Regions from separate parts of the Homo sapiens genome. Here region 1 is linked to region 2. A link is a loop called in an ENCODE intact Hi-C map of the cell type or tissue named here. Cell type or tissue: K562. All regions are shown on one strand. Each heading gives the region's core, and the rest is flanking DNA. Links, peaks and the distances in the headings are about the cores only.

The links. Hi-C counts contacts between places; a loop is a spot of excess contacts. Peaks named below come from ENCODE experiments on the same cell type or tissue, not always from the same donor. Only the 100,000 strongest peaks of a DNase experiment are listed, where the experiment ranks them.
Region 1: a loop joins it to region 2, with 15 times the contacts of the local background. A loop is called at or near these places in 86 of 110 quality-filtered maps.

Annotation. Positions count from the first base shown.
Region 1 is chr3:86,765,076-86,782,024 of GRCh38, reverse strand. No RefSeq gene overlaps it. Among named protein-coding and RNA genes, the nearest start is that of VGLL3, 220 kb to the left of the region's middle. In K562, for the core only: a CTCF peak has its summit at 7,734 (motif pointing left); no DNase peak of the experiment used is centred there.
Region 2 is chr3:87,159,541-87,176,489 of GRCh38, reverse strand. No RefSeq gene overlaps it. Among named protein-coding and RNA genes, the nearest start is that of MIR4795, 58 kb to the left of the region's middle. In K562, for the core only: a CTCF peak has its summit at 8,426 (motif pointing right); no DNase peak of the experiment used is centred there.

The DNA.
Region 1 (16,949 bases), core at 5,613-10,612, 390 kb after region 2:
CTAGATAATAATAATACAAAAATCAGTGGCAATATTTTGAATTTCACAACAGATCTACTCTCTATCCAGCGGGGCATTCTATTATAATTAAGACTCATAAATGAACCTGTGGAATACAAATGCCACATTCCATGGGCCCCAGTCTAGTATTATTGCTATCACGAAGAATAAAATTAAATCACATAAAATCTATGATTTCATACTTAAATGTGATTAAAGGAACTGATTACCTTACAGATGATTAGTGGGACATTTTAAGAATGTGTAAAGTAATATTTACAACAGTTCAGAACACCACAGTTAGGAGATAATGTCAGCAGCCAAAGAAGTTATGATGGAATTAATCAGTGACAATGACACTTTTGTGTGAAAGTTCTGTTTGGGCTTTATTTATTCCAATTAGAATGGGAAAAAAAAAAGACAAAGGAATTTTTTTTTCTGTGAAAATGAAGTTTGCCCTAAGATTCTCTAGTGGTGCTAGACCTAGAACTATATGAGACACAGAAATAGTCCTAATTTGAAAAATTAGTTTGGGAAATGGGCTAAAAAGCATTTAGAAGCATGCCTTTCACTTCCTTCTCCTTAGAAACATTAAGTTATGTTATTAGTGTGAACATGGTCTTGAATACCTCTTTTCACAAGTTCAGGGTTCAAAATGTGATCACAGCCACTGTTTGACTTACGTTTTCTCATATGCTTTTGTAAAATAAAGGGAATAGACTGCAATTGTTTCTAAAATTATTTGTATCTCTAAAAAGAGTATGGTTCCCTTTATCTCTGGAAGATCATCCAGGCTTACTAAAGGGTGAGCAATAATCCTGAGGGTTTAATCTGAGTATCGTAATAATACTATTTAGGAATTTATAATTGCTTGAAACTTTCCTCTGCTAAATTTTGTATATGTGTTATAAATATACTAATTTATAATTTATACAGAATCACGTTTTTATTTTAGTCGAAAAGAAATATCCTAAGTATAACAGTGGTTCTCTGGGCTTGTAATGTAATGTCTCTACCACACTTAAGCCTTTAGTAAAATAATTGAGATGTTCTAATGGTAACAATCACTGGAGGAAAGAAGCTATTTTCACTTATTTCCTAGAGGGAAGGGATACTTAATATTCTGTAATGCATAGGACAGTTCCTTTCAACAAAGCATTATTCTTCCTCATATCTAATAGTGCCCTTGTGGCAAAAGACTAAAGCAACGCCCTAACCCATGTTCATATTTAAAAATGTGCAAGTTTCTCTTTTTGCCTCATGACAGATATCAAATGAATGACAAGGACTAGAAAGTTTCTAGAAGGCTAATCTTTCATGGCCAATCCAACTAAGTAACAGTAAATATAATAAACTAATAACAACCAGACAAAATTGCCTGATATTTAAGAGATGCTGGGCTTGAGCCTGGCAACCCTTCATATATTGCCTCAAATGTTCTCTGAAGGGGAAGAAAAGAAACGGTTGAACAGTGTGTCTTGGAGCTGTTCTTATAGGCATGTATACTAATCCTCTTCAGAAAACACTTTGCATTGATTACGTAGAAAAACCTTCTTGGACAGAAGCCAAACAAACTCTCAATACTGAGGAGAATATGGCAGAAAATAAAGACAAAATTTACTTTTCTAAGCTAGGATATTGTATACTCATGGACAACTGAACTCTGCTATGGTTCCTTTTGCCCCCCAAAGAGCATATGTTCAAAACTCATTCCCCAGTGCAACAATGTTGGGGGTGAAGCCTAATGAAAGGTAATTAGGTCACAAGAGTTCTGTGCCTCATGAAAGGATTCATGCCATTATCTTCGGAGTAAGATTTCTAATCATGGGAAAATGGGTTTCTGATAAAAGGACAAGTTCCTCAATCAGCCTCACCCTCTCTCACCCTTTCACCTTCCTCTATCCGATGATGCAGCAAAAAGACCCTTGCCAGATGCTGCCCCTTGGTCTTGGACTTCCCAGCCTATGAAACTGTAAGCCCATCAGTTTCTGCTCTTTATAAATTATCTGGTCTCAGGTACTGTTTCAGCAGCACAAAATTAAGGAAGACAGAAATTTGGAAATGGAAAAGTGGGATTTTGCTATAACAAATACCTGAAAATGTGAACGTGGTTTTGAAACTTGGTAATGAATGGAGGCTGGAAAAATTTGGAAGAGCAGGCTACAAAAACCCTGTGTTACTGTGAACAGAGGATTAAGAGCAATTCTGGTGAGGGCTGAGAAGAAGAAAAGAACTATAGGGAAAAGATGGAACATCTTGGAGATTGATTAAGGAGTTGCATTCAGAATATTGGTAGAAATATGGTTAGTAAAGGCCATTGTGATGAGGTCTCAGCAGAAAATAAAAAATACCTCATTGGAAACTGGAGTAAAGGCCATCTTTGTTATAAATTGTCAATAAGGTTGGCTGAATTGTGTCCATATCCCAGGGCTTTGTGGAAGGCAGAGCTTAAAGAGATTAAGACATCTGGTGGAAGAAATTTTCTAAACAAAATATTGAAGGAGCTGCATGGCTACTTTTACTTACGTATAGTATGATATGAAAGGAGAGAAATGACGTAAAGATAGAATATATAGTAAGCAAGAGAGCAGAGTGGAAAGATTTGGAAAATTCACAGCCTGGCCACATAAAGAGTGAAAAGGCATCTTTAAGAGAGTAAATCAAGGGTTTGGCCAAAAGTCTGTTTGCTCGAAAAATTAGTACCCATAGGATCCTAAAACACATTTCTGAGATCTTTGAGGCAAGCTAAGACCTTGAGGGCCAGGTTTCTAGAGAGGCACTTTCAGGATCTCAGCCATTGCTGCCCCGTGCTGCCTCGAGTGTCTGATCCTTGCATTCAGGCACAGTGCTCTCCTGCTGTCCCATCTGTGCCTCGAGCAGAGTATAAGTAGTAAGCTTTGGCAACACTCATGCCGTGCTAACTCTGCAAGCCAACAGAGTTCCTGAGCTATGGGGGTATGGCTTCTTCCACCTAAATTTTAAAGGATGTTGCCTACAGCCTAGGGGTTCAGGCATAGACTTGCCATAAGGATGGAGAAACTGCAGAGAGTACCTAGTAGAACAATGTCCAGCAGAAATGTGCAATTGAATCTGCCACAGAGAGCCTCCACCAGGGCAATGCTTAGTGGAGCCATGGGAGCAATGCCACTTCATAGACTCCAGAACTGTTGAGCTGCCATCATGCAACAACAACTTTGGAGAGCTGCAGGCATGAGATTCCAACCTGTGAGAGCTGCTATGTGAGTCAAGCCAAGTAACGCCATATGAGTAAGGCTATCTGAGGCCTTGGGGGCCCAACCCCAGCCCTAGTGTGACCAAGGGGTGGCACATAGAGTAAACAATTTTTCTAGAGTCTTAAGATTTAGTGTTGTGTGTCCTGTTTGGTTTTGGACTTACTTGGGTCATATTACTTCTTTCCTTTTGCTTATTCCTACCTTTGGGAATGGGAATATTTATCCTATGTCTGTTCTACTTTGTATTTTGGAGAGAGATAACTTGTTTTGATTTCACAGTCTCATATTTGGAAGGGAACTTGCCTTAGGATTAATCGTGCCTTGGTTCCCAGTGATATCTGAGTTAGATGAGACTCTGGACTTTGGACTTTTAAGTTGGTTCAGAATGAGTTAAGACTTTGGGGCTACTGGATTGGAATAAATGTATCTTGCTCATGAGAAGAACATGCGTTTTAGGGCAGTCGTGGAATGCTATGGTTTGAGTGTGTACCTCAAAAAGCATGTGTTGGAAACTTAATCTCCAATGCAACAGTATTGGGTGGTGGGGCCTAATGAGAAGTGATTAAGCCATGAGGACTTTGCCCTCATGAATAAGTTAATGCCATTGGGAGTGTGTGTATTATCACAGGGATGGGTTCATCGTAAAAAGGCAAGTTTGGTCTCCTTTTCTCTTCTCTCTCTCTTATCCTCTGTCTCTCTTATCCTCTCTCTCTCTTTGACCCACTCTTATCCTTTTGCCTTCCATTATGAGATGACACAGTTTCTTTATAAATTAACCAGGCTTAGATATTCTATTATAGCAGCACAAAACAGACTAAGGCAAGCTCTAAGCTCCATGTGGATGAGGACTTTATTCTGCAATTCCTTAACATTCCCGCCAACATTTAGAAGACTTAAAAGCAGATTGTGAGTATTTTATGAGTTTACATGACTCCTAACTTGCTAGATTCTCAAAATAAAATTAGATAATTAATCTATTATAAAGCTTCTATTTTTTAAATAAGCACATGATATTCTTTTTGTAACATTATAAATGGCTTAGTTTTCAATGGGATTTAAACTTTTCTTGAAAAACAAGAGATAGATATAAGATAATAAAAGTATAAAATATAATAGCGAAATAAAAGACAAAATATTTAGGGATAATATTTATCATGTCTGCTGTATATGAAAGTAAAATGAAAATCCAATTGTTGAACATCAATTATGCATGACACTGAGAACATCCTGGGCCACTAACAGTGTATTGCCTTGCGATGGTTTGTGTTGTATGAAAATATTTTAATGGAATGACATAGAATGTGTAGAAAAAAAAATCTTTTCTTTCTTCTCAACATTGGTTAGAGTCTTAGTAAACCCCTGTGTATAGTATCATATTCTATTAATATAAGCAGATGTAGAATGTAGAGAGAACAGCAAATAAAATGCTTCAAATAGAACATGACTGATGCTAAAAACATATTTTTCTAATGTGATCGTTTTATCAATGCAAAAGAGAGTAGGGTGTTTCTCAACTGAAAAATATTTTTAAATGGTAAGTTTGTAGTTGCTAAGTTCGGGTTAACTTCAAGAATCCAAAAAAACAGGCACATATTTAAAGTTTAGTAGGACAGTAATATCAACTAGTGTCTTTAGTTGGTGATGTTTTTTCTCTTTTCTTTAAGTCTGTCAACATCCATTATATCTAGGGAAAATGTGGTCATAGAGGGTTGTGGGTTTTTTTTCATGAAAGTAACATTCTGGATAGATTTTTTAAGGGAAAAATAATTAGATTTTATGTGTGTGTATAATATGTATGTATATATCATTTTTCCTTTGAGATGAAAGAATTAGTAAGAAATTTTTAAGAACTAGTAAGGAACTAATCTATTCAGCTGTTGGCAGATTGATATGTGGTAAGGGTTTCCTAGGACGATTACAAGAGTGAGCTAAAAAAAATCAAGGGAAAAATTCAAAATATTAGGAAAAATATATCATATATATGTCAAGGTTAATAGATTGAAAAATATTCCCCCATTGATTTGTGCAGCAAAACTGCAGGCAATTTTAGCCTACAGGTGACATAGTAAATACAATTTTTGTTCTTGAGCTTTTTGACATTGTTATCTTACCACGTTTAGCAAAAGGTATCAAATCGATTTAAGCTCTTAGGATAATGTTTGGCATATTATAAGAAATCAGTCTGTGTTGGTGATATTGTTGTCATCATCATTGTGGTTATACTTCATAATTGGTGGATTGCTAAGTAATCTAGCAAATCTGAGAAATGGACCTTTTGGACGATAGAACTCCACTTCTGAATAAGAAGATGGCAGTTAGCACATATTTGGGAATCCTGTGCTTATATTGATTACCACTGGGCAGAAAACAATCCCAAGGCAGAGTGATGTGTTCAGTCATAATCTGCCAAAGAGTAACCTGGATCTTGCTTTTAATTTTGGGGCCTGGGGAGGGGAATTCCAATTTAGCCTGGAAATTAGAGGCTACTAAAATTACCTATAGGTGATGGTTTTTATCCAACTTGTCACTCCTAGCCTGAATAGAAATAGTAGGAGTTACTGAAAGTCCAGAATCTCTGGAAAATGTTGAAGGCTCAAACCAGGTGCCTGCAGTGGTCTTGGTGTGGCTAATGAATTTCTGTTAATATCTATCATTTTGATTTTTCTGAAGTTAGGTGATAAGAAGGTAATCAAATAATCCACAAATATTTATTCAATGCCTATATAATAAGAATCTCCAGACATTTAAAATGTTTCAGATACTGTCCCTGTCCATAAAGTGTTTACCCTCTTTCGATGAGAAAAATACTTTGAAAATATTTATTTTTTAAATATATTACTAGTAACATCAAAGGTATAGCAGAGAAAGTAAAATCTCATAAGACTTCAAAATGTTGCCTATATACTGTGTGCTATCATAATTGCAAACAGGTTTTAGTGTTTTGTAAGCACAGCTATGAAAATAATTTACCTACCTGAAGTGAGCATATCAGTCACAGAATTAAAGACTTAAAGAGTTAAACTTATTTATCTGTTTTTGTTGCTTGGGATTGTAGATATTTTAGCAAATAATAACATGTTTTAGAAAATACAGAAATGAATTCCAAATTTCTGCCCAGCAACTCAGCAATGAGAATCTTCCTTATGTCCAGTCTGCTTTATTTATGCTAAGTCAATGTGCCAATGTTTTTTTAAAAATTCCCAAAGAGTTCAGAAAAACAGAACAATCCGTATCCCTTTGCCCCACCAAGTAATTCTAAATCATAACTTTCTGATTCTTCGAGATCTTATCCCTATTTTCCAACTCATTCATTCAAACAACAAATGAGGAGAGGTGGAGAGGGAATGAAGGAAGATAAATAATAGGTGATAAATTTGGGGAGGAAAAGTAAGAAATGAAAAGACCAATCAGGTAGGATGGAACGTAGGAACACTGTAAAAATTCAACCTGAAAGTAAACAAGTAAGCTTATAATAGTCTAAAACTGAGTAAAAAATTTCTATCCATACACCTACTATGTACCCACAAAAATTAAAAATTAAAAAATTGTAAAAAGTTCCGTTCGAGCTTCTCTAAACCTGGCAACTAAAAAAAAAAAAATCAATTACATATTAATGAAGTCATTCTCCTCTCCTTCATTAGAATTTTAGGTCACTAAACTCTTTTCACTTATTAATTGGCATCAGTATGTTGATTTACTAAGGATCACAGAGTATATCCGCTGTGGAAGCAAAACCGGACCTGACATTTGCTAGCTCAGTCTGCTGCTTTCACATATTTTTTTGTTAGAAAAAAAAAAAACTGTCTCTCTTTGCGAGAGTAAAGACGAAGAATTATCAGAGAAAATATGCTATTATTTTACCAAATTCATCAACTATAGAAAGTAGAAGCATTCCTTCAAATATCAGTAGCTGTTTGAAACTTTTGATTAATCAGTAACCCTACAAAAATAATATGAATATGAATAAAGATAATTTAGAAGACACCTATGAGTAGCAAATTACATTGATTATAAAATATAGTAATTTAAATACAGTCATATATGTAATGATATAAAAGTAAAATGTTAGAGTTTATGAATATAAGTTATATTGAATTATTCTTAGCTAGAAAAATTTTAAATTAAGACTTTATCACAAAAGAAAATGTGAATGTAGGATGTCATAGGATTAGTTTACATTTTGCTTTTTCCTAAAGTATTATTCTATATAGGGTATAAAATTTGCCAGTGCATACACACTCATGTACACACATAGTGTTTACATATCGGAAATGTATTATATATTTCATATATGTATATATCACAAAGAATAAAATATTTCCTGTTAAAATGTATTTGGTAAAAATCTTTATAAAACATGTTTTCATAATAACTAAAAGCATACTGAGACCGAACACAATTTTATATATAAAATGTAATTCAAGAAAGACTTTTAAGTGCACTATAAATACATTTTAATACATGAGTATGTAATGGAAATTTTCTGATCTTTCTCTGCCACCTAGTGGTATACTCGACAGTTTGTCTTTTTTAAAAGGCTAGTGCAAAACTTATTGAATTGGAATTTACATATTGGAATTACAGACTCAGTCATTTAATACATATGAAGTTATGAGTAAACAGAAACAGAAATGCAGTGTATGCATTGTATGGTATTCATATATTACCTTGTCAATTACAAGGTTTTCCAAGGCTTGCTTTGCTATTTACAAAATGTAAAACTTCAAGGTTAGAACGAACAGGATAGAGCTGTTGCCGTAAGGCATAATCTTCCAAATCAGGTTCCAAAGGAACTGTCAAATGTTATGTGAAGTTTTAAAAGTCTAACTAGCTATCATGTACTGTTTAAGTATTTGTAATCATGTAGGAATTTCTCAAGCACTTGTATGTACACTGGTTCACTTAGTTATGTCACATAAATTAAAATGTATATGATGTATTTGTTGTCAATACTAACTTTAGAAATTAATTACCTATAAAAGCAGAAAAATATATTGAAGTTATTTGGATAGAATGATAATTAGACAAACAAAAATAATTATTGGTTGCACATTCATGCTCTTCTGTGTGGTAGAGAGTCTATTTTCTTGAATGAAGGAGAGGTTTGCGAGAGCAGATACATGTAGTTTCAAAATAAATGATAAATACAGAAAGCCATACATTTCTAAAATAAAACACTCAAAATGAAAAGTTCAGGTGTGTGTTATTTAAAATGCTCATTATACTCAAGGACAATATTGATAAGTTAATATCTTTCCTTTGAAATATTTGCTTAGTAAAAAGAGCTTGTTATCAGCCTCCCGCTGCCCCTGTCTTCATCCACCTGCTGGGAGATGCACGTGCTTTTGTGAGGGAAGGCTGGTGTATATGAAAAACTTACTGGGTCTTTATAATTATCTGTAGCTAAGAGAAGCAACTTTTTCATATAGTGAGAATTGACTAATGCAAAGATTAAAATGTCCTGGTACCTGGACACAATTAATATTACATATTATAGAAAGGGAAGTGATTTATTATAAAATGAACGAAAACATATGACTTATTTGTCTTAAAATTAACATTAATAGAAAGGAATGAATATCATTTTTTTTCTTTGAGAAAGGTCAATGTACCTTTGCACCTGTTTCTGTACTCTTAATCTGGGAAATGACTATTCTATAAGATTAGCATTCATAATTAATTTCTAACCCTGTTATATTGTTACAGGATCATTGGGGTGTCATTTTTCTGGTCGGAAACCTCTGTGGGTGGCATTGTTGCCCTAGTTGCCCTAGTAGCTCGGGCCTACTGGGCTTGTTTTACCTGCTTGTCCTGGCAATCTGCACTCAGCTCACACTACCAGCCTGGGTCCCATACTTGCCAAGCGTGATTCAGGTGTGGAACAGCAAAGGGTGTGTGAATGAATGTGGGGTCTAGCCACTGAGCACAATCAGATGTGACAGCTACCACAGCGGGACAGGCAGCTCCAGGTGCTGGCTTGAGATGCCAGGAACTGCAGAGCCCCAAAGAGTCACCGCCCTGGCTACAGAAGCTTCCAGGTCTGGGATTTCTGAAGGGCCTCAGTTCTTCTTTACTCTTCAGCAGCAGTGTGTCGAGCAAGGGACATGTTTCAGCCCTGTTTGTGTTACAGCTCTTTTAGCCCCACCATTTGACAGATCCAGAGTTCTTCTCCTACCACCATGAAGAATGAGATATGGAAACAAGTGGGACTATGAGCAAGATGAATAGGAGCTTTATTGAGTGATATAACAGCTAAGTCTCCTGCAGGGGGGCAGCTCCTTTCCACAGCCATGCAGCCACAGTGTCCAGATGAGTGTTCAGCTCCTAGCAGAGAGGAGGCCCTGGAGTGGGAAGCTTCTCTCTGCAGGGAGGTTGTCCTGTCTCCCCAGCTCTCAGCAGAGAGGAGGCCCTGGAGTGGACTGTTCCTCTCTGCAGCTAGTTGTTCTGATGTCTGTTCTGCTCTGTCTGAGCCCTGGGGTTATATGGGCCTCAGATGAGAGGAAGTGTGTGCTGATTGGTCCATGGGTGGCCATGGGTGGCCCGGAAAAGGCACCACATGCACTTACTCCAGTCTGCATGACTGGCAGCCTGACTGCCAGCCTTCAGGCCTTCCCTGGCCTGAAGGTGAGGCCTCACTGGGGACTGCCCCCTTCCACCCAGGAGCTTGTCTGTCTCCTGCTGCCATCTATGGTGCCCAGGCTGCTCATGCAAAGGGGCATCTGTAGGCCAGCACAGGGCTGTCCTTAGTCTCCCTTGGCCTCCCTCACATGCCTGTTGGCGCCCGAAGTCCAGAGGGGCTCGAGGCAGCAGGGGCCTTGTGTCTCAGCATTGTCCCAAGTGTGTGCATCCCTGGCCAGGCTGCAACAGTGCCCAGGCTTGGCCCCACATTGCTCCAAGACTGGAGTGGATGCTGACAGTGGGGAGAAGCCAGACAGTGGGAGCAGGTACTTCCAAGCCTGCAAGGGCAGGAGGGGTCTTCCTGAGACCCCAAGAGTGCAGGGATGCATGGATGCACAGCTGTGGTTTGGGTGGCTGCAGCTGTGCCTGGGAGGATGGGGCTCCTGCCTGCTCTGTGGAGCATGCTGTCCTGACCAATGCCTTCCTGCTGCAGCCGGCGTGATGGCAGTGGCTGCTTCAAACTGCTTGCCATTGCCATCAATATGACAGCCTGATAGAAAGGCACAATTTTTATAAAACTGTCTACAAGAATGGATGCAAGACTTATTTTTATAGGAGATAATCTATTAAAATTTTTTGTGGAAACTGGTGCTTATGAGAATATAAAAGTTAAAATGCAGATAGATTATTAAAATTATGAAATTAGTATATATTGTGCAATTGTTTTCCAATGAATATCCTAATACTATACTCACTAATAAGGTCAAAATGAGAAGAAAAAAAGGATGGATTTGCTGTGTTCCACTGTATACTTCAAGCATAGAGTCTTTTTGGCACTAGGCTAGGCTCACTCCTGATGGAAGTACGTATTTTATTCACAGATTTTAATTTATGTTGAAAAGGTATAGTATAATGTAGTCATTACAAATAGAAATTAATGCTATACAATATGCCGTATGTTTATTTGAAATTATAACTGCCAGGTGTCTAAAACATGGTAGTTATTTCCAAAAGTATTTTTCATAGTTTATTTTCAAATTTGCATTCCTCTTTTATTGTATGTACTTAGTATAAAAAATGTCATTCTCATGCAAGACTCTTACAAATGAAGCGTGGTACAAACTTATTTGTTTTTTCTGATTAAAAAATATATTTTTGACATAAAAATACATGTACAAAAACAAGAGAAAAGTAATACTGAAAAATACATTCTTATCAGGCCTATGTGTATATATAATATATATTTCAAAATATTTAAAACATATGTGTGTTTATATATGGTTTTATAACTAAGTTTGGAATCTAAACTATCAAAAATAATTTTATATCATTACTTTTTGCTTCAATAATATTTTATTGAGTGTAATATTTCATGCTATAGAGCTTTGTTCATAAGCTTTTGGTAACCAACCATTATTGTTGAATATTCTCTATTAAAATCAATAAACAGCTCTGATTATTTTAGTCTATCCATTATAATTATTTTTAATACAAATTTCTAATACCTAAGTTAAATAACAAAGATACATGGTAGATATTGATATGTATTTTTATATTGCCCTCAGAAACTTAGTTAAAATGCTGAGAAGCAATTGTTAACTAGGTATCAAAGCCTTAATATTTTACATCCTCTTATTGTATACTTCTAGTCCTTTAAATCTCGCCAAAGGAAAAACTCAAAAATGTATACAATGCTGTAAGCCTAAAATTTCAGTGTCATTTTTTACTTTGAAATATTAGAAACCTTGTATATACTTTAAATTGTCATAATGCTTAAGTAAATTCTAGTAGAGTAGTTTTATGAGATATTATGTAGCTATTATTATTATGACAAAGAATCTATAATAACATGAATAATATAGGTGATATAGCATTAAATAAAAATAATGACTTATAGCATATTAACATATTTTAAAGAAACAATACAAGGATACTAGAATATACACCAAATTAACCCTAGGCATCTTTGAGTGGTAGGAATAGGGGCCGCCTTTTCTTTTTCCTGCATTTTCTTCTTATTTAAAAATAGGCGTATGTTGATACATCAATAAAATTTGTAATTTTACTTTAAAACATTAATCATGTATGTGTATAATTCCCCAAATTGAATCCTTTGGCTCCCAAATTATTTACTTAATAGCAAAATAAGATTCTAACCATTGACATTTACAATGGAAAATCATAAATATGCTCTCCTGACAATTTCCCTTAAAATTTAAGAGAACTCACATATGAACACATCCCAGAATATGTTTTCTTCCTTTCTAGTTCATAAACGCTACATAGCTGTAATTGGCTACTGATATTTAAAAGGGGTAAATATTCTTATCAGGTGCAGAGTAGGCAAGAAAAACTACTTATAATGTGGAGCAGTACTTTCTAAACTAGCCTAAGGAACTCTAAGGGAGACAGTTTTTATAAAGATTCATGGATTCTTAGGTGTGCCAAATAACTGCCAAAAAATGTGCAGTCTACATATATATATATATATATATATATATATATATATATATATATATATATATATATATAATGTAATTGCAAATTCAATGAAGGGACCAGTGTCAGAGTCTTAGTAATATGAATAAAGAAATGAATGAAAATTTTGAGAAAAATTAACATTATTGTTGCTTTCTTTTTCAGTAGGTAAAAATACCTACATTCAATTCATTCAGTTAATGAATGGTAGAATTACAGTTATTACTATTTAGACGTCTATTATTTATATTAAATATTACATTGTGATGAGGTTTTATAGTAAAAAATTATCAAAATATAGCAGACATATGTTTCTATAAAACAGTTCAAATCAAATCTTAAACAAATGAAGCCTCAAATTGTAATTAAATCTCAATAACCTCTCCAATGAGACAGAATTTAAATGTTAAAAGCACATAGAAGTCCTATTGTATAGTTACTGCTTTTGAGATTTATTGTTGTTGTTTACTTTCTGCCTTCATGTCTTCTCTATTTTCTTCTCATACTGGCTTGCAGCTAGCAGGAGAAACTCTCTTCTAAGATGTGATTTACCCCTGACTCTTGCTGTGCCTGTAGATTTTACAATCTAAGTCAATCCCACTCACAGTAGGGGCCATTGGTAAAGTACTTCAGCTCAGAACAGCAAATTGGCTAAACTCTCATTTTGGGTGTCCAAGGGATGCCCATGGGCAACTGACTTCCAAACATCCAAACAAAAGATTTCTAGTCTTAGTAAGACAAATATATACCATATAAGCTTAGCTGAGATACAGTAATGCTTATAATCTATAGTCTCAAATATATTCACATCTTGCTTACCTGACCATTTTTATTGTTAATTATAATTCAAAAAATGTTTTACAGAAATGTAAACTTCCTACTCTCAAAGAAGCTAAATTACAGGCATATCATAAAATACAGGGTGTCATATTATAGAAATTTCAAACTTGTGGCTTTGCCAATAGCATTCACTTAGTCAAATCAGGTATAAACTGGCTTATTTCTAAATGAAGCTAAGAAGTAAACTTAATCTAAATTCTTGGATAAAAAGAACTTTTCAGATTTCAGCCAACTTCTTTCTCCTTCCTAATTTACTTATAAACAGAGTCTCCAGTAGAGACTGTCTGTTTATAAGTAAATTAATTTTATCAGCCTCTGAAGTCAGACTCCAATTTTAGGGAAAACTTGCAGGTGATTGTAGTGGACATGTATCAGTCTTTTTGGATATCCCATTTGAACTACTATCCTATGCTTGGGAAATTCCAAACTGAACGATGTCAGTGACATGCATATCCTTTCCCAGCATCACTTATGGGCAGAACATAGATGCCTGACCTGGGCTCTGTCAAACACAGCAAGCATGTGCCTAGATTTGGAATTAGGAGATAGTGAGGGAAAGAAAGGGAGCTACCACTGAGTCCCAGTAGAGACAGAAGCAGGCGTGGCTAATTCAGATTCCCAGGACAGTTGTGGCAACAGTGTTGGTGGTAGATCTAGTATCTGGGGTTAGCTTTTAGAGCTTCAGCATTCAGTGATGATTAGCAGCAATAGCTGTGATGCTGTCTTGTTGCAGGATGGGCCTGGGGTTCAGTTTCAAGCTAGAGAACCCTCAGACCAGTTCTCCAGCCCTTTCTGTGATTTTGGAACTATTCAGTATCCTTTTCATAAATTGCCTTTCTGCTTATAGAACTCACAATGATTTCTCTTGCCTGTGACTAGTAACTCTAATAAGTTGTCTAAATCAAAAAGACTGTGATTAAAGATGAAGGAATGCATAGAAATGGCAACAGTGATTGGCCTTCAAGTAAGCTTGATTATTCAGTCTTATGGTTGTTCCCCATTTGTTAGGTGTGAGCACTAGATGGTATAAAGAACCTCTGGCTTCAGTCAAAAGATGATTAAATTGAGTCATACATAAGATTAAATTAGGGCAGCTTTTGCAATAAACTTGTGTTTGGGGAGAAAATGCTTATACATAAATTGGCAAATACATAAACTATCGTGAAGACTTCATTTCATTGCTTAAACACTAATCTATTCACATAGTTCTCCTTTTACATTCAAGCCAGAAACTGTGTTTTTATATTTTTCTTTATCTTCGGTTGTAGCTCTTCAGATAGCAAGTTTACTCTTATACTCCTTGACAAGTTATATACAAAAATGAGTAAGTATATTAAAAACATTTAAAGGTGTTATCATTAAAATTATAATGAAATGATTTGACTAGATATAAATAAACTATAATCATGGGGATAATAGAAAGTTGTACATCAGAAACCAATATTTTTTTGACCATTGCTTTTACAGAACACTATTTCAAATAAGAGATAGCATAGTTTATGTAGAGCATGGGCCAGAAATGGAAATACCTAAACGAGCTGCTAAAAATGATAATTGTATGAATTGTGCTGTGCATAAGACAATAGGAAATGGTGATGGCAGTGACATATTGGTTAATGCATAATTTTCTTAAAGAATTTTAATTTAATTTTAAAATTTAGATATAATGAATACATACACACACACACACACACACACACACACACACCACTGTGAGTACTAGAAAACTTATCTGTAGGCTTAATTTTATCTATAAAACAGACCTTCATATAATTTCTCATTTAGAGTTGGTTTCAGGAAATATAATCCCTCCTCCTCTGTTTCCTTCTTTCTGAAGGTCTTTGTTGGCTTTTCAGTTCTATAACTCGAAGGACAATATATATACCTCTGTAACTCAATGAGTTAAAAGTCTGTTTATCTACTACCCATTGCAGATGAGTCTGTTTTTCTGAATAGACACTATTATTAAACACACAATTCTAAATTTGATCGATAAATTTAGAAGGCTAGTGAGTGAATATTCCTTGATTCCTGTTACATTTAAGGCAAAGATGATCTGATAGTATAAAGACCTTTTCATTAATGCTTTAAGAAAATATATGATTTTTCTTTATTGTAGTACACAATTAAGGGTATCCATCACCCAAATAAAGTAAAAGATCGTATATTGTCATTAGGGAATATGGTGAATTATTAATGTATTTTTCTCAGTTATCTATGTGTTAAGCAAAGCTTATAATATGTTACAAGGTTACATCCATTTTGGATGTGTGCATAATTTCTTAGTCACATAAAATAAGTGCGGAGAATGCAGAAAATATGCTGATGGCTGTGTTTTTAATGTTCATGTTACTGAATGTTAATAAAATTATTTGATCTGGAGGTCAAAAACATTTTTTTTTAATTTCCAAAACTTTCTAGAGCTGTCTGCACTTTTCATTTGGAAAAAGAAATTGTGTATGGAAAATATTTAGCTGTTTGGGAAAAACAATTGCTACATAATACATCAGTTACCACACAACTGTCATACAATACAATGAAGTGGTTACCAAAACAACATGTTTAATTTATTTGTTTGTTTTATGCACATAAATATTTTCCACATGAATAATGTCAAAATGTCTTCTGATTCAAATTGAAATTCACAAACACCGTTTCTTTCTTCTCCAAACAAATTTTAACATGTAAGATTTACTTAGAAGTTCTTGCTGAGACATGAAAGTTAAGGTGAAGCCTATTAAATCATTTGCTCAGGTAAGATACCTTATCACAATTCACAGCACTGCATCTACAATATTCTCTCCTAGGAATAATTTTTTTTCAAAGATTTTTGAACTTCAATATATTAGTGTAGCATAAAAAGGAGTTAAAGAGTTCTAGTGTTTGGGAAGGCAACTGAGAAAATTGTGAGTTCTCAACATAAAAACTTTAAGAAACCACCTACAGGTGTTTTGCAAAGTTTTTTGTCCTTTTTTTTCAGAAGTAACTGCTGCCAACATATATGTTGAGATTTTTTTTGAAATGGTTAGCTCTTAGTAGAGTTACAAAGAGTTGATCACAATCCCATCAACTGCCACCTATACTTGTATTTCAAAAGTGTCTGGTGATCATTTGTGAATCATATAATTTTCAAGACCAAGATCATACGTTTGGTATCATGAGAACCATACTGTAGCAAATCAAAGTGCAACAAATGTAAGTATCAATAACATATCTCAATGATTTTAAGATCAACTTGTTGATTTTGTTAATTTCTGGCCCGATTTTGAAGTTAAATGATTCCTCATCCCTTGAAAAAACAGAAATGTACTCAAAAACACTTTTTATTGTATCTTTGTCTGCTGTCAATTGTTTCTGTATATTGTGAAATGAAACTAACCCATCGGCCAAGGTGAATGAGAGAAGGGTGGTCACACCCACTTTGTTCCCAGAGAGGGCAGCTTCAGAGGAACATCTTGTTTGCACCTCTGAGTTAAGATGGTTCCTGTAACTGGAGCTCAAGCTCTGGTGGGAAAACTCCTTCCACCAGCGGCCTGAAAGGGGCAGCTAAAAAAGACTTCTGGTTTGAGCTTGGAAACTACCCAGCCAGAACTTAACTGTATTCAACCAATTAGGACTGAACAAGTTGGAATTCTTCATATGCATATGTGGACCTCATTGAGGGCTGAGGCAGAGACTTTCCCTATTCATTAAGCAAGGCCTGCTCTTTGTTATCTGGAGCTTACTTCACATTTGTTTCAAAGGTGTCTCCCCTATCTGAATATTGCTTTTTGTTTTTGT
Region 2 (16,949 bases), core at 5,863-10,862:
TTGAATGGGTGATGGAGTATCCAGGTATTTCTTAATAATGGCTATGGATTTCAGAATATTCCAGATCTAATTGTGTGATGGGCAAAAAAAAACAGACAGAAAAGAGTGTCAAAAGTCTAAGTGCAACATTAGAAAAGCAAAGCTAGTAAAAATAGTGCACATATGAGTTCCTGGGACTTCTGGTGCCAATTGAAAAGAAAACAAAGTGGATAAATATGTGATTGGAATAGTCAGCTGCTTTTTATTCAGTGTGTTTTTTTTTAATTTAACGTACAAACTTAGTTCCAGTTACAATACCAGAATCAAATTAAATATAGGTCACTCTTGGTGGTGGGAATTTAACTGGTAAGCTTATGTCTAACTTTTCATTTTCAATACAGGAATTTGGAGTATTTAAATAACCCTTTTCCTTACTCATATATTGCTCAATTACTAACTTTATTAGCAGAGGTCAACCCACTTCTGGTTATACAGATAGAAAATGGTACAGTGCTGCCTGCAAGCTTGCATTCTTGATATGCAGTGACTGCACCCTCTTCCTTTTTTTACGGCTGAGGACATTGCTGGGCATTCTACAAAAAATTCAACTGGAACCGATCCTCAATTGGCTGTCTATATTTGACTTTAGTAACACACCCTGATTCCAAAAAAAAAATGCTGACATGTGGAAGATTAGCATGAAGGTGAGAGGGAGGAAAGAAATCAAGCCAGTAAGCCCTAAACTTGTGTGTGCTGAATATTTCATGGGGAGCTGCATATGGGATTGTGTTTTTTTAAAGTATGTGTAACATCTGGTTCTTTTTTCCACTGAAATCATGTGCAGTGATTTTTTTTCCTACTTAAAAGCAGATTTTCTATTGTTTCATAAATAATTTTGCATTTGTACCAAAGGCATTTCTATTAATTCAATATGGTGCAATAAAAGTATTCTGTGGAATGGATTTGACCATATTGTTTATTGATCTCTTCTCTTATTGGCTTTATGTTCATCTTTTGCCAAATATCATATTAAATTTTTTATATTCCTCTGAACACAGACATTAGATATTAAAGGAACCCCTACTATTTATGTCCTTACCTCCCCTTTCCACACACCTGGGGTTTTGGAAATCAGTAAGTGGGAGGAGAGAAATAGAATTTGAGGCAGCTTCATTCTTGCAAAGCAAGAACATATATACATACACACACACACACACACACACACACACACACACACACACACACATGTTTCTGCTGCTACTCTCCACCTAACAAAGGAACAACATTCTTGTATCTGAGACTCTCTAGGAAATAAAAGACCGGCAGAAGGACTCAGTTCCATCCTTGAGGTTGCATTTTTGTCACTCAAATTGACTTAAAATGGACTTGAAGTCTTTTTGAATATGTGGGAAGAAAAAAATGGATTTAAAGTTCAACTTGTCAGTTTTTAAATTAAAAGATCTATTATTGTTTCAATTTTATGATAACTCTGACTTCTTTTTACACTTTCAGTCTTAACTTCCATTATGATTCAAGATGAGGACCTGAATCAAATGGCTTTGCTCCATGATTAAGCTGAAGACATGTAGAGGTTGCTAGGACTATAGTGTACATGTAGACACCCTTGGGGATGCCAGTCCTATATGTCCACCTGTATGCTAAACTTCTCTTCTGCTCCACTGTTAACTCAAAATTAGCAGGCCTTAAACTGAAATCAACATTATTTCCCACTAAACTAATATTTTCTTCAACCTTCCTTAATTCTAACAATGGCCTCATTACTTCACTGTTTCTGCTGCCACCACACTTCATCTAATCCTCATGACTTTAAGGCTTGAAAAATTCACCTAATTCATACATTCTTTACTGACCACCTAATCCCATTCTACTATGTAATATTTATTGTCAAGAATCATGTATTTAGCGTTACAACTTGTTGTCATGAATTGCTATTTATTTTTGTACTGATGTGTGCTATTGATTAGATTGTTCATCTTGAGTAATAGGATTATGTTTTATATCATTTTGCTACCCCCCATTTTGTACAATCACTTTGCACTATGCCTATTACAGATATCCAGTAAATGTTTGTTGATGATGTTAATGATCCTTTAACTTCATCTGTGGGACTCATGGTCAGCTTTTGATGACTTGTCAGATCTGCCTTCTACGCCAAATGTTGCCTTACTATGAAGCCTAAGTAGTTCCTATGTCCTCTGAATTTTTTTAATACTTTTAACCAGTCTAACCTTTTCTTGACACCACTCTTGCATTATAAATAATCTCTCCCTCTCTCTGTTCTTTTAAGTACTCTGGGCACACAGTGTAGTAGTCTGTTCTCACACTGCTCTAAGGAATACTGAGACTGGGTAATTATAAAGGAAAGAGTTTCAATTGACTTCACAGTTCTGTAGGCTTCACAGGAAGCATGGCTAGGAGGCCTCAGGAAACTTACAATCATGGCAGAGGGAGAAGGGGAAGCAGGCACCTTCTTCACAAGGCGGGAGGAGGAGTGTGCCAGAATGAGGAAGTGCCATACTTGAAAACCATCAGCTGTCATGAGAACTCACTCACTATCATAAGAACAGCATGGGGGAACCGCCCCCATGATCCAATCTCCTCCCACCTAGTCACTCCTCTGACACATGGGGATTACAATTAGAGATGAGATTTGAGTGGGGATACCTAGCCAAACCATATCACATAGTGAGTGCTTATAATAAGTATTTATGATTAACTGGCAGCTACTCCCTTGAAAACATCTAAATCTTTTTCTCGTTCTCCAGTCTGTAGACAAATTGAAGAGTTGTGCTGTGATACAAGTAGGTTATCAATATCTGAAAAGTAACAGGAGTGTATACGAAACCATTGTGTATAGTCCATAATTCCAAGAAAGTATGTCTAGATAAAACTCAAATTAAGGGCTATTTGGAAAGCTCAATGAGAGTTTGCCAACCAGCTGGAGAGGGTGACCTATCTCCACTATGGGTCATTACTTCATGTACTGTGCTCCTATCCTGTACACATCACTCCTAGGTATGTGAAGCTTGATACACATTTTTCAGGCCAACCACTAGCCTGTATATAGAGAAGATAATTCAAAACCAGTAGGAAATACTACCAGATTAACAGTCTCCATCATCACAGACCTAGGCATCTCAATGACTAGACAGACATTTTTGCATGACTTCATTCACTAGTTAGTGCCAAAGAAAGACAACAGAAGGAAAGATCCCATGTAGACAGCTATGCCAAATGGATGTGGCGCCACTGCTGCCCAGGAGTGTCGTCCTGGTAAACAGTCCTACGAAGACAGCCAAAGGGTGGGAGAGCCTAAAATAAATACAGATAATATTTGTGGTTTGACTCCCACACAGTTATGCAGAAGACATTATGGATTGGCTTGCCATTTGTTCTGGTATTTTTAAAATTACTAAGACATAAATAAACATATGATCTAAATGCAGAAATAGGGGTCTCTGTCCACCATGTGCTAGAAAAATATCTCAGGGTCTCAGGACTAAAATAAACAGAATTTCTACCATATGTAGAATTGAAAAACTATTGAATTTTGCCCAATTCAGAATAAGGCAAAGCATGAGTAATTACTTTTTTCTCTCTTTTCATTATAGCTACAGGGCAAGAGTATGAAAGATGAGCAATTATACGATGCTCTTAATTGATACAAGAAGTCAACTCAGTTAACTCATGGAAAACCAGTTTCTATTCTTTCCCCCACACTTCTTTGTAGAAGAAATTTGTATATTGAAGATAATTACTTGAACTCTCATTTTCATTTCTATACTATAAAAAATCAATAGATTTTTAAAAATGTTTGGAGAAGACGCGTAAATAGAAAAAGGAGCAGTAAAGAAACAAATATCTCCATGTAGAAAGACTTTAAAATGTTTGTGTTGGTATTGTTTAAGTTACTGTAAAGAGTATCTTTTCAAAAGAAAAACTAAGAATAAAATGGAATAAACTGGGGGGTGAGCATAGGCGTCAATTAAGTATGGTTTCCTAACAGATTAACAATAAATATATCAATTAGTATTTAGGAGGGTTATTTTGCGCTAAAGGAATAAATGATTTTTTCATTAAAGTTCAAAGAATATATGTAACATCTCTAAAGCAAAATTACATTTCCCTACATAGTTTGTAAGTAATTGGAGTATGTATAGTATCTCCACTGTTATCCCCCTAATCCATCTTCCTAATTTAGTCCTCATGTTTAGATCTCTTCTGCCTTAAAGAAATACCGCTTTTTTTTTCTTTGGTGGTGACTAGTCTGAGCACGTTATCTTTCCTAGGGCCTGAAACAGCACAGAGAATGTTGGCATTAGATTAGATAGATAGATAATGTTATAGATTAGATAATTACCACAAAATAGTATAGTGAGAAAAGTTCAAGTTTTGCACCACACAGATAAGAGTTCAAATACAAACATCACACTGTGGCTTTCAGCATATCATTCCAATTCTCTGAATCCTAATTTTTTAATTTGTACAATGATGATAATAATTTGCAGCTTTGTTGAGATAATTTATAAAGTGTATGGTACATGATAGGCCCAAATAAACAGTAGCTGTTATTATGATATCAGAGTGAAGTATGCTGTAATTATTTGCTTTATGTGTGGCTGTGTGAAATTTTCTCACTATTCCTAATTTCTGTGTTTATACAAACAGGAAAAATATATTAATACCACATGAAATACAAAGCTGTTTGTAGAAATTCAATAGGAATACGGACAAATCAACAGGCGAATAGTCCTATTAATTAATACAATCATAAAAAGAAAAGAAGTTACATGTTAAAAGTAGAAAGAGTAAGAAATTAACTATGAAAGTCATGACTAAGAATTCATCTTAGGGATGGAGTAACCCAGTTTTTATACTATACAGTCTAAAACTTTCAGAAAATCATTTAGATTTTTCCCTTGTATTTCCTACTGGTCTAAGATTCCTTTTTTATTTTTCAACCCCCCAAAAAGTAGATATGAAGATGATGGTTATGTTATCAATGTGTGAGAGAGAACTTTTTAAGAAGTATAGCAAAATTTATGCTACTGAGGAGAGAAGATAAAGCCTTTTAAATTATTCATATTGATAGAAGTTTGACTACGCAAAAACTTTGCCAAAATAAATTTAGAGGCATTAAATCTAAGATTCTTTATTGCAATTTTAGAATTAAAATTCCACAAGAAAAATATCAGAAAATTTAGACTTCCTTTTGGAGATAAAGAAGTTCCTTTTGGTTTGCCATTCCTATTCATCCTTCTGTTTTTTGGTCACTTATATTGTGTTGGTATTACACTATTTTTGTGTTTTGAAAGTATTATTTCACAAATGAACACATTGAAAGTGTCACTTGATAACTATATTATTTCACTATGCATTCAAATAACAGTGAGAAATATTATGACAATATGTGAGGTGTTTCTAGAGTTGCAGAGATAAATTGATCAAAACAAAGAGATCTCTGCATCTGCCCAGCATGAAAACACCTTTTAATTTAAGCTGAACCGATCTTCTAAGCATACCTGAGACAATTTGTTCTACTCAGATCTCAGTCATGCTCTCATACCAATTAAAATGATGAATGACATAAGTTTTACAATTGTGAAAAAATATATATATTGTAAAACAATATATGTCTATGGTATGTTTTTATTACAGTAAAAAAGCCTTTAAAATACTTAGTGCAATACGACATGGCTTTTTTCCATAATTGTTTGGAACTTGTGTTTGTGTTATTCTTCTCTGTTGGCACACTACAGTATTTATATCAACTTGACTTAACCTGTGGGCAATGTATCAGCAGGCGTAGGCTTTCACGCAGTGAGTGCAACCTTTAATGGGGAGTTATTATCAACATTCTTATTAGTAATATTTATATAGTGTAATAAATATGCTTATTTCTAAACTGGTGTCAGCAAAGCAAGTCCTTGCCCTGATGATCTAGCTTTAGGGTGCTGTTATTCCTTAGAAATCACATTTGTATACATGATTTGGACCAAGCCATGCAAATACTTCTCTATTTATCCTTCTGATTTAAGTATCCAGCAGCCAGTTATTTGAGGTGCACACAAAGTAACTTGAATGGAACCCACTACTTCTAAATACCCTAACTCACTAAGAATGAAGCCCAATTCTGATTGTTTATGAATTATCCTGGTTAGCTTACTACATGGAGATGAACTATGTTTTATTGTTCAAGCCAGGACAATGTTGATAGTGCAAGGGGCCCTCATTAACAACCTGGAAGAAAAACCATAAATCAGACTGTCTCATGCAAATCAGGCACCTTTTTTGTCAGCTTTGTTATCTTTGCAGCAACTTTATTAATAAATGCTTCTTCACCTCTCCTACTAGTCATCCATGTGAATTCAAATTAGGAAGCTTCAGCTCCACCATTTACTGGTTGTACAACATTGAGAGCTCAAGTCTTCTAAGATCTCTTCACTCATCTTCAAAATTGACATGATAGACTGGAATTGATGGCTCATGCCTATAATCCCAGCACTTTGGTAGGCCAAGGTGGAAGGATTGCTTGAGGCCAGGAGTTCAAGACCAGCCTGGGCAACATAGTGAGATTTCGTCTCTGCTAAAATAATAATAGCAAAATGAACATAATAATGTGGATGTTGTCGTATGCAAAGGGCTTATCACAGTACCTGAGATACAGTGAGTACTCAACTGATAGTGATTACGATTATGACCATTTCCCTGGAGGATGCCCAAATTGGAGGTATTGATGCTGTCATTGAGCAATGTAGTTTATGAAAGTTGTATACCATGGCACTTGCCTGAAAGATAGGAGGTAAAATCTGGATGGTATTACTTTAGAAAGCACTCATTTCTTTGTGTAACATTAACAAAAGAATAGATGTGTAAAAAATTTTTTATCAAATACAGATATTCCTAGAGAATTCCTATGGCTTTTCCCCACACTTTCAAGACACATGTGTTTTCTAATATCTTAGGAGGCTGGCCCTTAATAACACAGCAAGATAAGGTAAGCACTCACTAAGCATCTTTCCAAAATAATAGTTTATGATGAAAAATATGAATCTAATATTTACAATTCATACAGTGACATGGAAAGTTTATTTAACTGGCCCTAGTTTCTGTCTATAAAATGTGGCTTATTAGAATGCCTCGCATGATTCAATATAACAATGCATGCACTTATCATAGCATCTAGAATATAATAAGTAATCAGCAAATATTAGCTATTCTTTATTATCTGTTCTATGTTTCATCTCACGGGATTACTTCTCTGTTTAACAAAATGATGCTTACTATATTTCAACATTTCTTTAATTGAAGACACATCATTATGCTATATGCCACTAAAGTAAAATAAAAACCACTATTACTAAATAAATTATCTGACACTATAGATTATAGTACACATCACACTTTCAAAAATGTTACATATAAATTTAAAATGTGCATTTTTGAATCAATGAATGTAATAGACAATTATGCCAAACAATCTGTTTCAATGCATTGATGAAATCAAACTAGAACATCTTCTTAAGCATAAGTGAATATATATATATATATATATATATGTGTGCTTATATTAAGTGCATCTGAAGATCTTTTAAAAATGCAGATTAGGAATCTGAAAAATCAATTTCTAAATTAGATTCCGACTTTGGGGTTGACTATGATGTTCTGCTTAAAAATGCAGATTAAGAATCTGAAAAAAAAACCTATTTCTAAATTAGATTCTGACTTTAGAATTGACTCTGATGTTCTGCATTCTTAACAAGCAGCCAGGTGCTGCTGATACAGTTTGCTGGGGTCTACACCTTGAGTAACAAGGAACAATTCTGGCCTCCTGGCTAATGGTCATTTTCTGAAGATAATGCTCTCATTAGAATGATGGAAAGGGTGTTTTCAAACTGCTTGTGCCTTATAGGTAGAATATCTACTACATATGTTCTTATCCTCCATCCCTTTCTTCCACTTATCTCTTTCTCTGCCTCCCTGTCTCGGTCCCTGTGTGCCTCCCTGTCCCTTTGTCTGTCTCTCTTGCTCTCTCGCACCCACGCCTGCATCCACACACACACACCCCACACAGCATATGCATACAAATACACACACATGAAAACATAATGACCCACAGATACTTCAGTTCTGAGCTACATTGTTTTTGCAGATCCCTTCGTGTCAAGATGTGAACATCCTCCCTTTCTTAAACAGAAAACACTAGGAAAGAACAATGCACTGGGCAGAAAGTTTATTTTAACAGTAGCCTTTTGTTTGATATTTAGTTGATATTCTAACAGAATCTGGTTTATCCAGAGATAGCTAAACTGGGGTTACTACAACTCCTTTGCACGCTTTCAAAGGTTTTGCCTGCTTTCAAAGGTTTTGCCTAACAGCAAGGCAATCAGTTGACCAGAGCTGACGATGTTTTATTTGACCAACAGATGGCAGTAGCAGTCTCTTTTTTTCCGTGTAGAAATCAGAAAATTGAAACTAACCTATTCATAAGGTTTTTCGAAAAGCACTCATCAACGTTTTCTGGGTTCTTTGAATTCTTAGCTGATTTCAAAATGTTATCTCATTCTTTGAGCACTGGACCACTTAATCACTCTTATAAAATGTAACCATATTTTCAGGAGACATGTTACCTACTAGATCCCTATTTGTCTAATTCAAATGGAAAACTAGGAGACCGAGACTGTCTCATTTCGCATATGCATAATTTTTTACTTTATGCATCGGGATATTCTGACTACACTAAAAATACATTTCTTTAAAGCAAAAAGGATAACTTACATTTCTGAAAATTACATACATTTGCAAATGAGCCAGAGTAAATCATTTCACCAATCTCCATCAAGATCAAATTTTCAGATCTAATCAGCTGTAAACTTCAAGGATATCTAATGTGTTTCCCTCTATAGTGTGTCTGAGAATATGTGTTATTTTTATTAGTAAATTTTGATTTGATGTATCTTTACTGAAGCATTCTCATACTCATTTCACCACATCTTTTATGTAAAATTTGGCAGGACTATATTTGAATATCTTTTTGTGGAGTTTCACATAAGAGATATAGAAAATATTTTTTAATCCTCACTGTTCTATAAAATGGGGCATGTGTAAATACAAATGTTTGTAACTGTAGAATGCTGTATATATACATATAGATAGGGTGTTTTAAGTTAAAAATAGCAAATTTTTAAAATTATAGAGGGTTGAAATAAATTATACATATATACAGAATTCCAGAATTACATACATATAAAACAGTTTTCTATTTAACATTTAACTACCACATTTAAGAGCATCATAATTTGCCTGCTAGCCTCAAATTTAAACTCAGAATATCATTAATACATTTAGATTCATTTTCATTCTCTCCTTTAAGCAAACCAGTAAATATTTATAATTTACCTGTCTTGATACCTTCTCTCCTTGATACCCTCCCTAACTCCTGGCTAGGGCTTTGTGTTATGCAGTTTTTGTTTTCTACATTTTCCATGACTTTATGCACTTGTCTGTTTTGGGGCTCAGTCTTGCTTTTAGATACTTAATTCAGAAATGAAAATAACACAGAAACTCTTATATTTATTCTCCATGGATATCTAAGTATAGATTAACAGAAAGACTGAATGTTTTCTTCTGAAATTGTGAATAAGATAAGGCTGTTCATTTTCACCTCTCTCTCAACTTAGTACTGGAACATCTAATCATGGCAATAAAGCAAGAAAAAGGAATAAAAAATACACAGATTAGAACAGAAGAAATAAAATTGTCTTTATTTACAGATGCCATGTTTGTCTACATTGAAAATTCCAAAGGAACTATAAAAAATGCTCCTAGAACTAACAAGTGAGTTCCACAAAGTTGCAGAATAAAAAGTCAACACACATTTCTCTGTTCTACAATTACTATGAGGAAGCTAAAATTAAAATACAGTGTCATTTATAATTACTCCAAGGAAAGTAAAAAAAAATTTTTTATGGTAACAAATCAAAGAGACATACTATGTTCATGGATTGGACAGCTCAACATAATAAAGATGTCTATTATTCCCAAATAGATTTATACATTTAATAGAATTCCTGTAACAATCTCAGCAGTTTTGTATACATTTAGACAAATTCTTTGTAAAATTTACATGGAAAAGGCACAGGGTCTAGATTAGCTAAAATCATCTTTAAAAAGAAGAATAAAGTGGGAGAAATTAATCTACCTAATACATAAGGCTTATTGCCAGACTGTGTGGTACTAACAGAAGGATAGACACATAGATACATAAAAAGAATAGAGAACACTGAAAAAGACAGACAAAAATATGCCAAACTGACTTGCACCAAAGGTGCAAAAGAATCCAATGAAGTAAGGATAGACTTCTCAACAAATTATACTGGAGAAATTGGACATCCATAGGCAAGGAAATGAATCTCAACCTAAAAATCACACCTTTTACCAAAAATGAAATCAAAATTAGCCATGGGCCTAAATGTAAAATTGAAAAGTATAAAACACTAGAAAAAAAATAGATGAAAATTACTGGGATCTATAGCTAGGCAGAGTCATCTTAGATTTAATACCCAAACATAAACTGTAAAAAAAGATTGGTACATTGAACCTCATCAAAATTTAAAACATTTTCTCTACGAAAGACACTTTAAAAGGATGAAAAGAGAAGCACCAGACTGAAAAAAAAAAAAACAAACTGGTATGTGAAACACAAGAACTTTCAAAATTCAGCAGTAAAAGCAATCCAATTAGAAAAAGCCAAAATCAATAAACAGACATTTCACTGAACAGGATATATAATTCTATGATTATCCCAGAATTAAAAGTTTAATTTTAAAAAGTTACAGGAAAAAAAGGAATTTAGCTAGGGAAGGTCAATTTTTTTCTAAATAAAAAATATCACAGAAACAACAACAAGAAAACTGATTAATGATACAATAGGCATAATATTAAAACCTTGGTTATAATAATAAAAATAATAACTTTCATGATCTTCATGATTTTTAAATGTATTCACATAAAAGAACTCATTCTAATTTTTACAGCAACCCTAAAAGTTATATGGATTTTTCCTATTGAAACAGAACATTGGAAAGGTTAAGGTCAAGAATCTTGTCATGAAGTCAGCAAGTAAAAGAGCTGAGATTAAATCTCAAAAAATTTTGGTCCATATGTTCTTCCTAGAATAAAATGAAGGTATTTCCACTTTAAATTTAGTTGCTTTTGATCAAGAGGGAAGATACTAATATTAAATTGAAACCTAAGAAATAATTGCTAAATAAGTTAGGTGCAAGCATCCTTCTCCAAAAAGTATATCTGTATTAAGTTATTTTTACAAAAACATCAGACATCTATTATCTATTATTGTACGGATGCTGTGGCCAAGTCAAAAAATAAGTATAAAATAATTTGCAGTCTATATAAAATAATTTAAGGAGGAAAAATAGATCGTTTCACACAAAATATCTTTTTACTATCCTATTATTATTTGTAAAAATCCTACCATTCTATGTATACTTTTGATTATAACACTGAAGTCTTCTCCAAAAAATAATGTCGTCATAAATGTTACTTGTGTCTCATACGTTTATCTCTTGGGAAGGGTAATGTGATATACCAGTAGTGTTAGTTAGTATTCTCAGAAGAATTTATTTTTTTCTATAAAAGAGTAGGGTATTAAAAAAATAAGTCATAGAATTGGTAAGTTTGATTTGGGGAAGGAGCCAGAACATTTCCATAAAGCAAACTAAGTTTAGGAAGATTGGCAGAAGCAGAATGGACCAATGTGAAGACTTAAGATCTGCGGCTTTCAAAATACTGTCCTCAACTCCAAAAATCGAAGTCTTTATTTGATTCATGTAGGCCAGTAAAGAGTAACTCCATAGAATTTCATTTGTTTGTATCCTAAGGGCAACATACTTACTGTTAAGGACAATTAAGGGAGATATGTTGAATTGAGGAGGATAATTACCAGTCTTCGAAATAGGATTACCAAACTACTTTACAAAGCTCCTGCTACAAATACTTATCGATCTTCGGAACTACCATTTTCTGGAAGCACAGTTTGTTTTATTAGTCATCTTGACCTTTAGCTGGCTAGGGTCTTTAATTTTTTACAAAATGTGTTTGTGTGTGTCTGTGAATGTGTTAGGTTATAGTGAGCTTAGCTTTCTCCTTATCAGTTTAGGCTTATTGTGGATTATCTTTTGATTAACAATACATGGTGAGAATTGCATATTTTTGACTTTATAGTAATTGAAATTTAAGACATATACATTGTGGTTAGAATATATATACATAAAATATACATAATAGTGCCAAGGTAAATAGATACATCATCTCTTCCACTTCTACCTCTATGAATTTTTGCCACTTAAAATGTACCATGAAGATAATTAAAATAAAATTCTTGAGTGTTTAAAAAATTTTTATAGAACACTGTTTTCATAAAATAAATGCATGTGGTATGGTTTGGCTGTGTCCCCACCCAAATCTCATCTTGAATTGTAGCTCCCACAATCCCCACATGTTGCGGGAGGGACCCAGTGGGAAGTAATTGAATCATGAGGGTGGGTCTTTCCCGTGCTTTTCTTATGACAGTGAATAAGCCTCACGAGATCTGATGGTTTTATAAGAGGGAGTTTCACTGCAGATGTTCTCTCTTTCCTGCCACCATGTAAGACGTCCCTTGCTCTTCCACCGTGATTGTGAGGCTTACCCAGCTATGTGGAAGAGTGAGTACATTAAACCTCTTTTTCTTTATAAATTACCCAGTTTCAGGTTTGTCTTTATCAACAGCATGAAAACGGACTAATATAGCAGCACGTAAACGGAGTTGAAATTTTCCCTTGTAAATTAAATAATGATTAAGTAAAAATAAGCAAAAAAAAAACAACAACCACTGAAATGAGTTGTTAGGAACGAACTTATTACAATTTCTTTCATCTCTCTTCTTTATACTGGAAAATGAGAACATGTAGAGTAGGCAGGTCTCAGAGTCTTTTACTGTCCTTCATTGGACAGTGGTCAAAACTTTTGAGACTTCTCTTGTCCCAGGAAGCCAGGAGGCAACAAAATGATACAGACCCGCAGAGAAAAAGGAAGCTTTCAAAGGGAAAAGGGTGAGCACAGCACAGAAGTCTACATAAGACAAACATGAATGACCTTCTGGTTTGATACGGGGTTGACTGATCACTTATTTCTAAACTTTCATATTATATTGTAATTTCCATTTGACTTTTACTTAATACCATGCAGAACATTAAAAATTGAGATTGCCTTGTGGATATAGGAAAAGGAGATTTATAGTCCAGGTTAGGGAAGTTAAAATGGATTTTGATAGAGTATGAGGATGCTATAAAATACATTTAGGATTGAATATTATACAATGACATTAGAAAAGCAAACCTGTGTACATGTATGTAGATAGCCCTAAAGCTTTATATGCATATATATGTAGATCGAAAGAAGGAATTATGTTAAATATTTAATTCCTGTTTTCAAAATATATAGCAAGTTCTATTTTATGCATAAGAAAACTGAGGCAAGGACCTCTATTAATATAGATGTTATTTATCGACATTATCAATTCTAGAACAGTGTCACTCAGGGCCACTAAGCACCTCTAGCTCTCAAGCACATTTGTCATATAATTTGACTTTTAACTCCCACAGGTAGTGAGTTCTTATGGATATGGATTGAGAAAAGTATAAAACAATACTTTGTCACACAAATTTCCATTTGTCAAAGATGGAAATAGCTCTGTGTGTTGTAAAATTTGCTTTGCCTTGGAAACTAGTTCAACAATGCTTTCACGTTAGCACTCTTTTTATATCTGCTGAATGGAAATATAGGGCTTAATAACTTGAGCAAGATTCAAACACGGTTTTTAAAAGAAGTGGTGCTTATGGCATGTAAGAGTTTCTTGCTACTAATGAACTTGAATCAGAAAGTTCTGCCATACCAAAAATTTTCAAGCATAGTGCATTTTATCAAAGATATGAGAATTTAACTATGTCAAATTAATATCTATCCTGGTAATTGAAAAAAATTAAATGAGAGTAATTAAAAGAAAAGCAACACAGAAAAATGACTAGGCTGAGGTAAAATTAAATCTTCCTTGCCATTTTCTTCTTTTTTTTTTTTTCATTTTGGGGCAGAGAAAGTGCTGAAGAAAAGAGAAACTATAACTTCTTATTCATTGACGGGTAATAGGTATTTTTATTCTAATTGTACATTAAATCCAATTACTCTGGAAATAAGAGGATTGTCATTTAACTTTTAGAAGAAATCTAAAAATTAAATAATATCTGAACAGCAGATGGCCTTGTATAACGTGGTTCTTTAGGGTTATCAACTTGAAAAGGAAGTATAATGGAAGAGAGGGAGGATAAAGGGAGGAGGGGTGGATAGTAGGTGAAGGTCCTTGGAGTATTGTTTTCCCTTAGTCATAAATCTCCAGGACTAGCAATGTGGTATTACTGCTTTAAACATGCTATTGAAAATACTCTCTCTGCATCACAAAAATGACAAAATCCAACTTAGAAGAAAGAGCCGTTGAGAAGGTTGATTAATGATTTATCTACCTGCGTACAATGTGAAATGGTATTGAGATAGGGACTTCTATGATGAGAGCATCTTATCAAAGGAAAGTTCTATCAGAAAGTAATTGATTTTCACTTGTTCAGGGAAAGAAACTGCTCTCTGCATGAGGCCAGATCCTTCACTTTTCAGCAGATCATTATGTTCTTTATTATTTATGCCTATCTAGACTGGCAAACTTGCCCTAGGGTGAATGTGTAAAAAGGTCTTTTGTTTGCCTTAGCAAAACAGCCAGGAATCGTGGTATTCAGAGTCCTGAGGATGCTGAGGCCATTCACTTTGTATGACAAACCTTAAGATGAATCCTCAGAGCTAGAAGGGAAAATACCACTCCAGCTTACCTCCTCCCCTCTCCTCCTCTCCATTCACAGCACAAACACAGATATATAAATACTTCAGGAGAACTGAGGGATGAGGGACTTGTGGTCTGTCCCTAGCATTGTCAGAAGAGAAGAAAGTGTGTGTGTGTGTGTGTGTGTGTGTGTCTGTGTCTGTGTGTGTGTAGGGTAGGGGGGCTAGAAGGGGGTTGGTTCAGACTTAATCCTTCTGGGGTCATCTTGCACCTCGGAAGGGGCAGGGGCTGGAACCAAAAGCCTTCATTATTAGGGGTTAAAAATAACTAATGACTCAGAGGGTCTGGAGCCAGCATGGCAGAGCATTACTGAAACACATAGTTTCCTTGACAATTGTTCCTTCCTGACAATGGACTCCCCTTGCTTCTCCGAGGCAGCCTTACACTACACAGGTTTAGGCAGTAGAATGTTTTAAAAGCTTGTATTCGCTGGCCAATCAGCATAAGAGCTCCCCTTGGTGAGAGTAAACACAGGGGGCACACAAGTCCACTCTAGATACTGCAGGTTTCAGGGCAGCATCTCACCTGAACTTCTCTGTACACTGGGTACACTGGGAAGAAGTTGTAAAGGAGAGCACGATGCCATAATAGTAAATTTAGGCAATTTGGCATTTTAGACAAACAGCAATATCCGTTTGTCGGGATATAACTTTCATAACTGGGTTATAGAATCCATAACTAGTTACAATCCATAACTGGGAGAAGCCAAATTGTAACTGGAGACAATGCAATCAGAGATTAAATTGAAAGCCACCAGGACTCTGGTATTTCCTCCAGCTTTGCTTCTTTTGTGTGGTGACTTCAGCCTCATCTGCTGCCACCTTTGTGAGGCAGTTTCTAGACACCATTTTCCAAGCTTTATCACACAGGGAGACTGAGCTTTGTTCTCCAGCTTTTACATACATAAACACAAAAACAAAACCCAACAAAGTCTTGAGAAAGAACTGTGGTTGCCTTTGCTTCATTTGTCTTTAGGCCAGGGTTTCTCACATCAGCACTATTGAGCACAATTGACATTCTGGGTGAGATAATTGTGTGTTGTAGGTGGTTGTGTCCTGTGTATTGTAGGGGGGTTAGCAGCATCCCTGGCCTCTACCCACTAGATGCCAGTGGCAACCCTCTTACCCCAAATTGTGCAACCAAAACTATCCCTAGAAATTGTCAAATGTCCCCCAGGTACCCAGGGATCAGCCAGTTCCCTGATTGAGAACTATTGCCTTAGACTTATCACCATGCTCACAAATAGAGGATCACATTACATCAAGCCAGCATGTTGAGATGAAATTGGGAAGCAAGATCAAATTCTCAGTTTGTTGTGAGCTAGGTGGCCATCCCAATTTGAGTCTTCTGTATACCTTAAATTTTCCAGCCTTGTTTTTATTTCCACCCTTTTGTCACACAGTTATTTCATTACCATAAAGGCTATTCACAAGATTTCAAAGGAGTGAGAAATGAGAATTAGGACTAGGTTCCCATTTTCATAATATTTACCCAAATTGAAACATCATAATATGCATGTTCAAGCAATTCATCTCAAATGTAACATAAGAAAAGTCATTGGCTATAATTGGGTTTATACTTAACATTTTTCTTTTCATGGGGGGAAAAATTATTCAATGTGGCATTTTTATCTTTATTATTTATTTATATATATATTTTTGAGACAGATACTTGTTCTTTTGCCCAGGTTGGAGTGCAGTGGAGCAGTCTTGGCTCACTGCAACCTCTACCCACTGGGTTCAAATTGTTCTCATGCCTCTGCCTCCCAAGTAGCTGGGACTGCAGGTGTGCACCACCACAACCAGCTAATTTTTTCTATTTTTTAGTAGAGATGGGGTTTCAGTCTTGGCAAGGCTGGTCTTGAACTTCTGGCCTCAAGTGATCCACATTCCTTGGCCTCCCATATTCATTGTTTTTAAATTTTCATTAAATCAAGGAAAATCAATTTTTATTGGCTAAAAGGGAGGCATAAGAAAGCCTACTTCTTATGATTGCAAAAGTTAAG